Linked DNA regions of Homo sapiens: region 1 is linked to region 2. A link is a contact called in ENCODE Hi-C or POLR2A ChIA-PET data. All regions are on one chromosome and are shown on one strand. The core of a region is the stretch at or near the end of the contact, and the rest is flanking DNA. Distances in the headings are between cores, read along the strand shown. Region 1 holds the start of PAPLN-AS1 (PAPLN antisense RNA 1). Region 2 holds the start of DNAL1 (dynein axonemal light chain 1).

The links. A loop is a pair of places that touch in the nucleus more often than their neighbours do. ChIA-PET counts read pairs that join two places held with the same protein, here RNA polymerase II (POLR2A). Pooled maps may share reads with other maps.
Region 1: a loop to region 2 is called in a pooled map, with 2.6 times the contacts of the local background. The contact joins the promoter of PAPLN-AS1 here to the promoter of DNAL1 in region 2. A Hi-C loop is called at or near these places in 5 of 37 single-sample maps with no recorded cell type and 4 of 50 pooled maps. POLR2A ChIA-PET finds 5 or more read pairs at or near these places in 1 of 52 experiments (activated CD4-positive, alpha-beta T cell).

Annotation. Positions count from the first base shown.
Region 1 is chr14:73,242,318-73,248,003 of GRCh38, forward strand. PAPLN-AS1 (PAPLN antisense RNA 1) reads right to left here and starts at 3,684. Exons shown (of 2, transcript NR_135248.1): 1 at 3,207-3,684; 2 at 1,701-2,927. It overlaps PAPLN (papilin, proteoglycan like sulfated glycoprotein), which reads left to right. Exons shown (of 27, transcript NM_001365906.3): 3 at 2,327-2,442; 4 at 3,319-3,379; 5 at 3,756-3,858. It also overlaps the pseudogene RNU6-419P. RefSeq lists a silencer at 3,519-3,788 and enhancers at 4,736-4,805, 4,944-5,445.
Region 2 is chr14:73,640,007-73,646,473 of GRCh38, forward strand. It overlaps DNAL1 (dynein axonemal light chain 1), which reads left to right and starts at 4,980. Exons shown (of 8, transcript NM_031427.4): 1 at 4,980-5,036. The coding sequence starts at 5,034.

The sequences.
Region 1 (5,686 bases), core at 2,434-4,933, 400 kb before region 2:
TGGCTCCATGGCAGGGGTACCCCTTGGCCACACACCAGTACACCCAGCCCAGCTCCAGGGAAGGGTGGATTTTGCTGGCTGCTGTGCCAAGGAGCCAAGACAGACATCCAAACAGGCCTTAGTCAGAGGGTAATTGACAACCAGGCCCAACCCAGCAGCTAAGAAAGCAGCCACCCCTGAAGACCTCTCCTGAATACTTAAAATGTGGGATGAGGCTGTGTGTGGGGGGGGCGGGTGCCAGAATCCCAGCTGGGGCTGCAGGCTGTCTCTGGAAAGTCACCCTTCACGCTCAACACTCAGTGTCTTCCTTGTGAAATAGAAACTTGATCCAAGTAAATTTCAGTTTAACTTTCATTCAGAGAAAACTTTGATATTTTGGCTCAGTGGTTTCGAAAGCTTAGAGATTTTTGTCCAAGTTAGACTTGAAGGAGTAGATATTTTACAAAGTGAAAGCTAAGACCTCTCATCTGGCAAGCCCTTCCTTCTTGGTTGTGTGTGGTTCGGCAGGCTTAGCGTGGTTTGTGCGTGGTTTGTTCTGCTTCAGTGTTCTGGGTTTTGTTATAAGACAAGGATAACTAGATGTTTGGCACCAGGGATGTTAGAGATGAGTAAACGTCCTTCCTCACCTGAGATTCAGCGAAGCTGCTCAGGGGTCACCATGAAAGCAAGAGCCTGCTTTTCTTTTCTTTTTTTGAGATGGAGTCTCACTCTGTCGCCCAGGCTGGAGTGCAGTGATGCAATCTCGGCTCACTGCAACCTCCACCTCCCGGGTTCAAGCAATTCTCCTGCCTCAGCCTCCCGACTAGCTGGGATTACGGGCACCCGCCGCCACGCCTGGCTAATTTTTTGTAGTTTTAGTAGAGACGGGGTTTCGCCATGTTGGGTAGGCTGGTCTCGAACTCCTGACCTCAGGTGATCTGCCTGCCTTGGCCTCTCAAAGTGCTGGGATTACAGGCATGAGCCACCGTGCCCGGCTGCTTTTCTGTGTGACCATTGAGCTCTTTCTCTGAAAAGTGGGAATGGTATTTTTCCTTGAGTCTTAAGTGGTGATACCCTAAAAGAAAGTCCCCTTCCAGCAAATGTTTGCATGTACACCATATGCCTCCTGGGAAAATTGTGAAGTTACATCTAATCCCTGTCCAACCCTGTAGGGAATCATCTAGTGTCTCATTTGATTCCCCCAGGTGGGTGGGGGCACAGCCTCGGCAGGGGAGCAGAGGACTGCAGTGAGGCTGGCCGGCTACTGTGCCCACTTCTTCCCCTGTGGTTTCCTCTCTCTGCCTCACTTTTCTTATTCATGCAATGGGGTCTGTCGGGTTGTTGTGAGGATGAAATGAGATAATGTGTGTGTGGCATGTGGATTCCTGATGCCAGCTGCAAGGGGTCCAATCTTTCTGGTGGGAAAGTGTACCTGCTAGGATTATAATCCTGTGTAGAGTCCCAAATAACAGTTCTTCAATAAGACAGACATGATTCCTCTCTCATATAAACACCCAGGGGTCAGAAGTCTGGGGCTATTCTGTTGCACAAAATCCTCCAGGCTCTAGAGTCCCTCTATCTTTGCTTCACTGTTTGAAGCCTCTATTTCCAAGTTACCTCACAGTCTAAAAGGCTGCTCCAACTCCAGCCATCACATCTGCTTCCCAGACAGCCTGAAAGAGTACAGGAGGAAGGAGAAAAGGACAAAGGCTCACGCAGGCTCTCTCTTGAGGAGATTATTTGCGGCAGCTGCCCAACACTTGTATTTACATCTCACTGATGAGAACTAAGTGATGTAGCCACAGTTAGCTGCAGGCAGTCCAGGAAATGTATTTTTTTTTTAAATTTTGGGCAGCCAGGTACCCAGCTGAGTCAAGTTTTCAAGCATTCTCTCACAATGGGAGAAGGAGGGGATGAATATTGGGGTACTCCTGGGAGTCTCGGCCAGATTAGCAGGATCCCCCCACGTTGCTTCCCTTTATTTTCTTTTAGGCCCCCCTCCCCTACATCACGGTTAACCTACAAATGCCTGGACCCTCAAACTGCCCCTGGCTGTAGGGTCCCTCCCCTCCAGTGGCCCCTGAAACTCCAAACTCTTCCCAGCTGCTCCTGCTCCCGCCCTCCAGGCCTGGCTCTCAGCTCCTTATGAGGAAAGCAGGCTAATTCTGAAAAGGAATATGTTTTGGGGTGCCCGGCAGTGTTGCTGAGTCCTAAAGGTGGGCCCTGGAAGGGAGAATCCCAGACTCCTTGATGGGTAGGGGAGGGTTTTAGGCAGAGCATCTTTGGAGGGGCCTCTGGGCTCAGGCTGTGAGTGGGCAATGCTGATGCATGGTCCTGTCTTCTGCAGGCTCCCAAGGTGAGGCGGCAGAGTGACACCTGGGGACCCTGGAGCCAGTGGAGCCCCTGCAGCCGGACCTGTGGAGGGGGTGTCAGCTTCCGGGAGCGCCCCTGCTACTCCCAGAGGTAGGAGAGATGAAAATGGGCCAGCTTGTTAAAGCAGGAGCAGGGGATGCTGCCTTCTGGGTGGTGGGCTAGGTGGTCGTGGCCTAGGCTAGCACTGGCCACATCAGCAGAACCCACCAAGGAGCAGATTCATTCTGGAAGCAGCATCAGTTCAGCGCAGGAAATCAAACCATTTCCCAGGGCCTTCCACTCTGAGCTGGAGCACGCGTGCTGCCTGTTGCCCCTGGTCTCCAGCTCCTGATGCTGCACCGGCCTGCAGTATGGCAGGTGCAGTCAATTTTGCTGGAACTGGTAAATAATCTTCAACCGGCAGTTCCCAATTCCTGTGGTTTCTTTACCGAGTACAGATGTTCCCCACTTCAAGCGATTTATTAAATGCTTGCTGTGTGTGCTGCACTCCGGCAGGGTCAGTGGAGAAGGTGGGGCACAGAAGGAGTAGTGAGGTGCCTCTGTCCCGGTTTGTATAGGGGTTGTTCCTGAGAACCCTATGTGAGGAGGAATGAGAGACCAGGAATGATCCTAAGAGCCTTATACTGATGTCCTGCTTAGATCGCAGGATGGCTGTGCCAAGCGGGTGGGTATTATATCTCATGCACCTCGGGTCTTCTCTGGGAATCTGCCTAAGATGCAGTGGAGTGGTCCCGCCTTAAATCCAAACTATAGGGTGGGTAGGGCTCTGAGTCCCGCTTCTCTGGAGTACCAACATGGGTCGCTCACTCCCACCTGGGGGATTTACGGGGTGGGGTCGGGGGACACCCTCTCACCTTGCTGCTCCCACTGGAGAGTCCCGCAGAAGTTGGGGCCTGCAGAGAGCCCCAGAACGGGGGCAGGGACGTTGGGTCTCGGTCAGGTCTTCCCGGTGCTCTGGTCCCGCAGGAGAGATGGAGGCTCCAGCTGCGTGGGCCCCGCCCGGAGCCACCGCTCTTGTCGCACGGAGGTAAAGCTCACGGGGCGCGGGCGAAGGCACCAGCTTCCCCAGCCCCTCCTGGCCGATTTCCCCATTGGGATGCCCGCTCCTGGCCGCGGGCTGCTGGGTTGGCCCAGCCTGGGGTCCTCCCGCCAATCCACAGCAGGGCTGCGTGGGGGCCCCTTCCTCACCCTGCTCCCGGGGACTGGCCTTGCCCTCCACAGCCTAGAGCACCATGGAGGGGCACGCACAGGAGTTCGGGGGTCCGGGGGGCGGACTCCACCTCCGGCGGCTCCGATGGGGCAGGCAAGGGAGACTCCTGGGCTCCCTGGGCTCGGGCGGGGCGGGAGGTGGGCGGACCTCGGACTCCGCCCTCCTGGATCCCGACTTCCCCTCCGCCCCGCAGAGCTGCCCCGACGGCGCCCGGGACTTCCGGGCCGAGCAGTGCGCGGAGTTCGACGGAGCGGAGTTCCAGGGGCGGCGGTATCGGTGGCTGCCCTACTACAGCGGTGAGCGCGGCCGGGACTCGCTCTCTCGGGGCCTCTTGTATACCTACGTTGATGCCACAGTTCCTATTGCCGTATTATAGAGGCGTTGTCATATATATATATATTAGAGACAGTCTCACTGTGTTGCCCAGGCTGGTCTTGAACTCCTGGGCTCAAGGGATCCGCCGGCAGCGACCTCCCAGAGTGCTGGGATTGCAGGCGTGAGCCACTGTACCCGACCAATTTTTTTTTTTTTTTTTTTTTTTTTTTTTGGGTGGGCGCGGGGGCTCGCAATGTACAGGAAATCTTGTAGACCACAGGACCCACCTTTGGGGAGGAGAGGGTCTGCAGAGGTCCCTCGAGAGAGAGCAAGAGGTCTCTCTTTTTCTTTATCTTTTTTTCTTTTCTTTCTCTCTCGTTCTCTCTCGCTTGCTCTTTTTTCTCTCTTCCTTTCCTTTCCTTTTTTTCTTTTCCTTTTTCTTTCTTTCTTTTTTTTTTTTTTTTGAGACAGGATCTTGCCCAGGCTTGAGTGCAGCAGTGTCATGTCAGCTGGGCAGCATGTACCTCCCAAGCTCAATCAATCCTTCCACCTCAGCCTCCCAAATAATTTTTAAAGTAAATATGGAATGCTTCATGAATTTGCATGCCATACCAGCTAAGGGGGCAGGGGCTGTGCTAATCTCTGTATCGTTCCAATTTTAGTATATGTGCTGCCAGAGCCAGCATTTGTCAAATACCCCATCGATCAACCCATAATGAATCAATCACCAGTACCCCTGCTCCCCCCAGCACATGCCCGTGGCAACACCATGGCAGCCATTTTGAGGTCTTTCCATCCTTTCTCCCCTTATGTATGTATATTTTCAAACGAAGCTATGGTGTGTCTATACCATTTTGAGCCCTGTTTTTGCTCAGTCTGCTATGGGAAGCGTTCCTCCCGTCGCACAGAGACGGAGATGGGGAACCCCGGGAGCGGTAGCAATGGTGCCCCACGGTCATCCTGCAGGAGGGGCTGGAAGGGGCTTGGTACACCAAGACTTCATTTATCAAGGATCTGGGGGCCAGAGGAGATGGTCTGTGCACCTCTGAGGAGGGTATAAGTCATTAATTTTTAGAGAAATACAGTTCAGGGAAAAAACACCCAGGTAAGCACCAACATGTATGTCATTAAGCATTTTAGATGAATCAGAAGATTCCTCAAGACAAGTCTTCTGAGTGTTCGTTTTCCCTGCTTGCGGCAAATGACCTCTGGAGACCCTGTGGCACTCTAGATTCCAGATCAAGGAGCACTTATATTCTCTCTGTGTGTGTGTGGTGGGGATCGTGGCTGTGGGCATGGCCCAGTGGGAGTCTCATATCCTGTGTATGTGTGTGTGTGTGTTGTGGGGATCGTGGCTGTGGGCATGGCGCAGTGGGAGTCTCATGTCCTCTGTGCGTGTGTGTGTGTGTTGTGCCGATCGTGGCAGTGGGTGTGGCCCAGTGGGAGTCTCTTATCCTGTGTGTGTGTGCGTGTGTGTGTGTGTGTGTTGTGGGGATCGTGGCTGTGGGCATGGCCCAGTGGGAGTCTCATGTCCTCTGTGCGTGTGTGTGTGTGTTGTGCCGATAGTGGCAGTGGGCGTGGCCCAGTGGGAGTCTCTTATCCCGTGTGTGTGTGTGTGTGTGTGTGTGTGTGTGTGTGTGTGTGTGGTGGCGATCGTGGCTGTGGGCGTGGCCCAGTGGGAGTCTCATATCCTCCGTGTGTGTGTGTGTGTGTGTGTGTGTGTGTGTGTGTGTGTGTGTGTTGTGGGGACCGTGGCTGTGGGCATGGCCCACTGGGAGTCTCATATCCTCTGTGTGTGTGTGTGTGTGT
Region 2 (6,467 bases), core at 3,730-6,229:
ACTGAGAAACACTTGCTTTGATTCTCCAAAGTTCTCTTATCTTGGTGTAATTTTAAAAACTTTCCTTCACACTTTTGTTTAAAATTATATTTTAAAACAGGCAGGTCCTAGGTTCTAGTTGCAAATTGATAATTACACATGTAGACAATGTAATTATCTGAGGGAAAGACAGAGTTTATCCCTTCCACCTTCCACCTTCTCCACCAAAAACTTAATTACAGTTTGTGGGTGAGCTTTAACTTGTTAGAATAATCTTAGATGAAGTTATGAGTTTTTATTCTAAACACTTAAAATGTATAGAATTGAAACATGTTAAAAGTTCTGGTCCTCATTATAATTTAGTTTTAGTTTTGCAGTTGCCATTTGTCTTTACATATTTGAAGGGAAAGGTAACGATATTAATTACTAGACTTTGATTTTGGTTGATCAGTAATCTTGTGCTTACGACTGGTTTGCGGCTGGGCACGGTGGCTCACACCTGTAATCCCAGCACTTTGGGAGGCCGAGGTGGGCAGATCGCTTGAGCTCAGCAGTTCAAAACCAGCCTGGGGATCATGGCAAAACCTCGTCTCTATCAAAAATACAAAAAATTATCCAGGTGTGGTGGCACACTTTTATGGTTCCAGATAATTGAGAGGCTGAGGTGGGAGGATCGCTTGAACCTGGAAGGCCAAGGTTGCAGTGAGCCGCGATTGGTCTACTGCATTCCAGCCTGGGTGATAGAGTGAGACTCTTATCTAAAAAAAAAAAAGTGGTTTGCGAGGCGTCTTGTTGGCAGAGGTTGAAGAGTTGTTGCCCTAATTTATAGTATTATTAAATAGTTTTCCCCAAATTAACATTATTTTTAAAATTGAATACAAGTTTCAAATTATTAACATCAAGAAAAAATACAGGCTTTGGTGAGGTGGTTTAGGCCTGTAATCCCAGCACTTTGGGAGGCTAAGGTGGGTGGTTTGCTTGAGCTCAGGTGTTCAAGACCAGCCTGGACAACATAGCAAGACCCCAGTCTCTACAAAAAAATTTAAAATTTAGCTGGGGGTGATAACACATGCCTACAGTCCTAGCTATTTGGGAGGCTGAGGCAAGGAGGATCGTCTGAGCCTGTGGGGTTGAGGCTACAGTGAGCTGTGATCACACCACTACATGCCAGCCTATCTAGCCTGGGCAACCAAGTGAGACATTGTCTCCAAAAACTGAAAAAAAAGGTGTGTGTGTGTGTGTGTAAACACCACTTCCTGATTTCAGGGGTTTTTGTGTAAGATTTTGTTCTTTATTTTTTGAGTCTGAGTCTCGCTTTTGTCACCCAGGGTGGAGTGCAGTGGCGCGATCTCAGCTCACTGCAACCTCCACCTCCCGGGTTCAAGCGATTATTTTGCCTCAGCCTCCTGAGTAGCTGGAACTACAGGCGTGCACCACCATGCCCGGCTAATTTTTGTATTTTTAGTAGAGATGGGGTTTCACCACGTTGGCCAGGCTGGTCTCAAACTCCTGACCTCCAGTGATCCACCTGCCTTGGTCTCCCAAAGTGCTGGGATTACAGGCGTGCGCCACCATGCCTGGCCCTTGTGTAAGATTTTAAAATGAGGTTTATTGTTGCCCAGGCTGCAATGCAGTGCATGAGCCATCATGCCTGGTCAAGATTTATTTTATTTTATTTTTATTTTTTATTTATTTATTTTTTTGAGACAGAGTCTCGCTCTGTTGCCCAGGCTGGAATGCACTGGCATGATCATGGCTCACTGCAGCCTTGACCTCCCGGGCTCAAGTGATTCTTCCACTTCAGCCTCCTGAGTAGCTGGTACTACAGGCTCATGCTGCCATGCCCAGCTAATTTTTCTTTTCTTTTTTTTTTTTTTTTTTTTTTTTGTTAAAGATGGGGTCTCGCTATGTTACCCTGCCTGGTCTTGAACTCCCAGCCTCAAGCCATCCTCCTGCCTTGGCCTCCCAAAGTGCTGGGATTATAGGTATGAGCCACTGCACCCAGTCAGCTAATTCTAATTTGAATTGATAAACTTCTCTATTATATAAACAACCTTAAGAATTAGTGCCTATCCTAGGGTTTAAGTTCTTTACAATTTTAAGGTATGTAACTTTTAACTATTTTGCTTAATCTCTAACTCATTTCTTAAATGTGACAATTTTTTCTTCTCTTTTGTTTGGTCCACATTTTTGCTTAAAAATTAAAGATTTCTTTGTTTTGTTTTGAGACAGGTTCTCGTTCTGTCGCCCATGCTAGAGTACAGTGGCGCAATCTTGGCTCACTGCAACCTCTGCCTCCTGGGTTCAGGCAATTCTCCTGCCTCAGCCACTCGAGTAGCTGGGAATACAGGCATGAGCCACCATGCCCAGCTAATTTTTGTGTTTTTAGTGGAGACGGGGTTTTGCCATGTTGGACAGGGTAGTCTCGAACGCCTGACCTCAAGTGATCTGCCCGCCTCGGCCTCCCAAAGTGCTGGGATTACAGGTGTGAGCCACTGTGTCAGGCCCTAAAAGTTAAAGATTTCTTAACATATTCTATTTGGTTCTGTTTTGTATCATTTAACACTATTTTACTTATACTTTTCAAAGGGTCTGCTAGATATTCTGAATTAGGGAACACTGTTTCAATACTATTTATTTATTTATTTATTTTTGAGACAGAGTTTCACTCTTGTTGCCCAGGCTGGAGTGCAATGGTGCGATCTTGGCTCACTGTAACCTCCGCCTCCAGGGTTCAAGCGATTCTCCTGCCTCAGCCTCCAGAGTAACTGGGATTACAGGTATGCGCCACCACGCCCAACTAATTTTGTATTTTTAGTAGAGACGGGGTTTCTCCATGTTGGTCAAGCTGGTCTGGAACTCCCGGCCTCAGGTGATCTGCCTGCCTCGGCTTCCCAAAGTGCTGGGATTACAGGCGTGAGCCACCACGCTCGGCCTTCAATACTATTTTTAAACTTTCTTTCAACTTATTTTATCCAGGCCTGAAATAAGAGCAAGCAGACCCACACATTCTCTGGTGAACAGGTTTTGGAATCTATTTTGTCATTTTGTAGGATATGAAAGAACAAAAGAAGGGTCCAAGTTATATAATTCTTTTATTTTCTGTGTGAATGTTTTTAACCTTTGAGAATCTGGAACTCAAAATGTTCTTTATGTGAAGTGTACCAAGATTTTGAAACCTATCCAATAGTCCCATAGACAGTTTTTTAAAAAATAAACATAGAAATTGACCCTTCCGGTTTTAAAGCTTAAAATTTAGGTATCCCCCAGACATCTCAGAAAGTATCAAAGAACTTAAACTTACCAGATCACTACATATGAATTTTGGTGTACCACCACTCAGTCCACAGCAAACATTAAACCCTCATAATATCCTTTTAGATATATGTTTATATACGTGTGTGTACTATGTATAACTTTTCCATTTTTTTGCTTTGTTTTTTGTTTTAGAGACAGGGTCTGGCTCTGTTGCCCAGGGTGGAGTGCAATGGCACAATTAGAGCTCACCTAAGCCTCAAACTCCTCAAATGATCCTCCTGCTTCAGTCTCCCCAGTAGCTGGGACTATGGGTGTTGTACCACCATGCCTCGCTAATTTTTATTTTTTACAGAGCCAGGGTCTTGTTACGTTGCCCAGGCTGGTCTTGAACTCCTGGGTTCAAGGGATCCTCTTACTTTGGCCTCCCAAATTTCTGGGATTACAGGCATGAACAAACTGCACCAGGCCACTATGTATAATTTTAAAGGAAAATCGTACCAACTATTTTGTTTGGTAACTTCTATTTTTACTTGAAATATGACTATCTTTGGATGTGAATAGATGCCTTTCAGCAAGTCAATTGTACTTTTTTAGTGTAAGTACATTATTGCATTGGATGTTCAATACTACTAACCAATTTTCTCTCTCTTTTTGTTTGTTTGTTTGTTTGTTTTGAGACGGAGTGTCACTCTTGTTGCCCAGACTGGAGTGCAATGGCGCGATCTCGGCTCACTGCAACCTCCGCCTCCCGGGTTCAAGCAATTCTCGTGCCTCAGGCTCCGGAATTGCTGGGACTACAGGCGCGTGCCACCACACCCGGCTAATTTTTGTATTTTTAGTAGAGACGGGGTTTCACCATGTTGGCCAGGCTGGGCTCAAGTGGTCAAGTGGTCCGCCCTCCTCAGCCTCCTAAAGTGCTAGGATTACAGGCGTGAGCCACCAGTCCCGGCCACCAATTCTCTTTTGTTGATAATTGAGTTGATTTTTTTTTTTCTATTAAAGCTTTGAACATACATCTCTGTGCTCAGGATAAAGTCCTGGAAGTGGAACTGCTGGATCACAAAGGGTGCAAAAGTTTTTGAACAGCCAACAGCCTTCCAGAAAGGCTGTATCAATTATAAACAGCAGCGTATTTGTGTGTCCCTACTTCACCATACCCCTAGCAACTCTATGAATTATTATTATTGTTAATAATTTTTAGCTCATTTGGTAGGTGGGGAAAAAAAGACACCCTGGTGATTAAAACCAACAATTTGTGATATTTAAAATGTGGAACCGAGCTTTCAGCTGCCTCTGGCTCCCTGGAGGATCCGGGGTAAAGAAACATAAAATGGGTGGAGTTTGGCTCTGGTATTCTCAGTGGGATGGGATGGAGAGGGAAATTACAGCAAGCCGCTTATTCTCCCCTCGTCCGGAAAAGGGTGGGAAACGCCATCGTTAGGGCAAAGGAATTAAGAACATTATTTTATGAAAAGGGTAGTTGTTAGGGGGACGTTTTAAGGTTTTTAACTTTAGGCGGACAAGTCACTACAGATCAGCTGAAATTGCTTTCGGTCCTGACTACTCCTGTGCGGGGTTAAGACCTAAGGAAGCAAAAGGGCAGCCAGCAACAGCCGGACGGGAGGACCCCGGCGGCCGCCACGCAGTCCCACAATGCCCCGCTCGCACCACCCTGAGGGCGGAGAGAAAGGACCGCTGCCGGGGATAGGGCTTCCGCCGAGAGCGCCGAGAAGTGCGCACGCGCACTGACCCCGCGGGCCCTAGCAACCAGAGCAGTGACAGTAGCAACCGCCGGAATGGTGAGTACCTTTCGGGCCGCGTAGCCAAAGCTGAGAGAAGATTGGGAGTGGAAAAGGGTGACTGTGGAGTGTTGAGGGTCTGGGGGTCCTTGAACAGCGGAAGGGAGCCGGTAGCTGACGCTAGCTCTGTGGAGTCAGGGGCCCGAGGCGAAAGAGAAGCCCTGGCCGGGGGTGGTCTGTGGTGAGGGCGGCCTGGGGTGGATCGGAGGTTGGGTTAAGGTGGAGGGACTCAGACAGGAGAAAAGGGAGGGCGAAGAGCAGGAAATTCTCTAAAAAGAGCGTATTGGAGTGGGAAGGGTGATGGGAAGGAGAGTGTAGATAAAGATATCTCTTTACATAGAAGTAATTTTAGTGACCCCCCCGTCGAGATGCAGGGAGGGGCTGGTTACCAGAGGGTTCTGTATAACACGGATTGCAGCAGTTTTCGTAACCTGTGATGTACCCAGGTTGCCTTCTGAATGACTACGAGGGCAGTTATTAGGTGACACTGTAAAGCACACTCTGATGGATATATTAGAGCAGTGATTCTCAAATTTCAGTATGCATAGGTATGGGCTTGTTGGAATGCAGATTGTGAATTTTTAATATGATTGGGGGTTTCAGGAATGTGCATTTCGACAACACACCTCAAGTGATTATAAAATTGGAGGGCATCCCACCACACTGAGAAATGCTGTTGCCTTAGGTTTGAAATCTACCAGCTGTCTATCCAATGAGAGCTCTTTATGAAGTAATGGTTTTACCTAGAGATGCTCCTCAACTCTTACTTGATGTGTTCACTCTCTTGCTTACATACTTGGTAGTTCTAACTAGTCGTTTGAAAAGGATTGCAGACCCAGCCAGAGCTATTGAGCAAAGTATGTGATGTCCTACTGGATAGAGATGTTTATGAAGAAGAAGCATAATTACTTGTCTTCTTTTTGTGATTCCAGTGCTATATAAGTGGGCAGAAATTGAGCCCAGGAGATGGAAATGATGAGGAAGTCATGCCTGCCCTCAACAAGATGAAATACCACTCTTTAAAAAGTAGTTTCCCCCCTGCTTTCCTTACTTTGTTCCCCAAGCAGTTAGCTGAAAATCACTGCCAAGGAAAGTTAAAAGTTCTGGAACCTAGGTTTATATTCAGGTGAAGAAAGGCTCAGACCTAAATATTTATGAAAGTATGAACCATGGTGATTGTTGAAAATCTTCAAATAGAGAATCAGAACCAGTACAGTTATAAGTCACTTAATGATGACAGGGATACATTCTAACAAACACATTATTGGCAGTTTTGCCTTGCAAACATCATAGAATATGCTTACAAAAACCAGATGGTGTAGGCTATTGCTCCTAGGCTACAAAGTTTTACAGCATTTTACTATACTGAATACTGTAGGCAGTTGAAACAAGGTATTTGTGTATTTAAACATAGAAAAGCGGCCAGGGTGT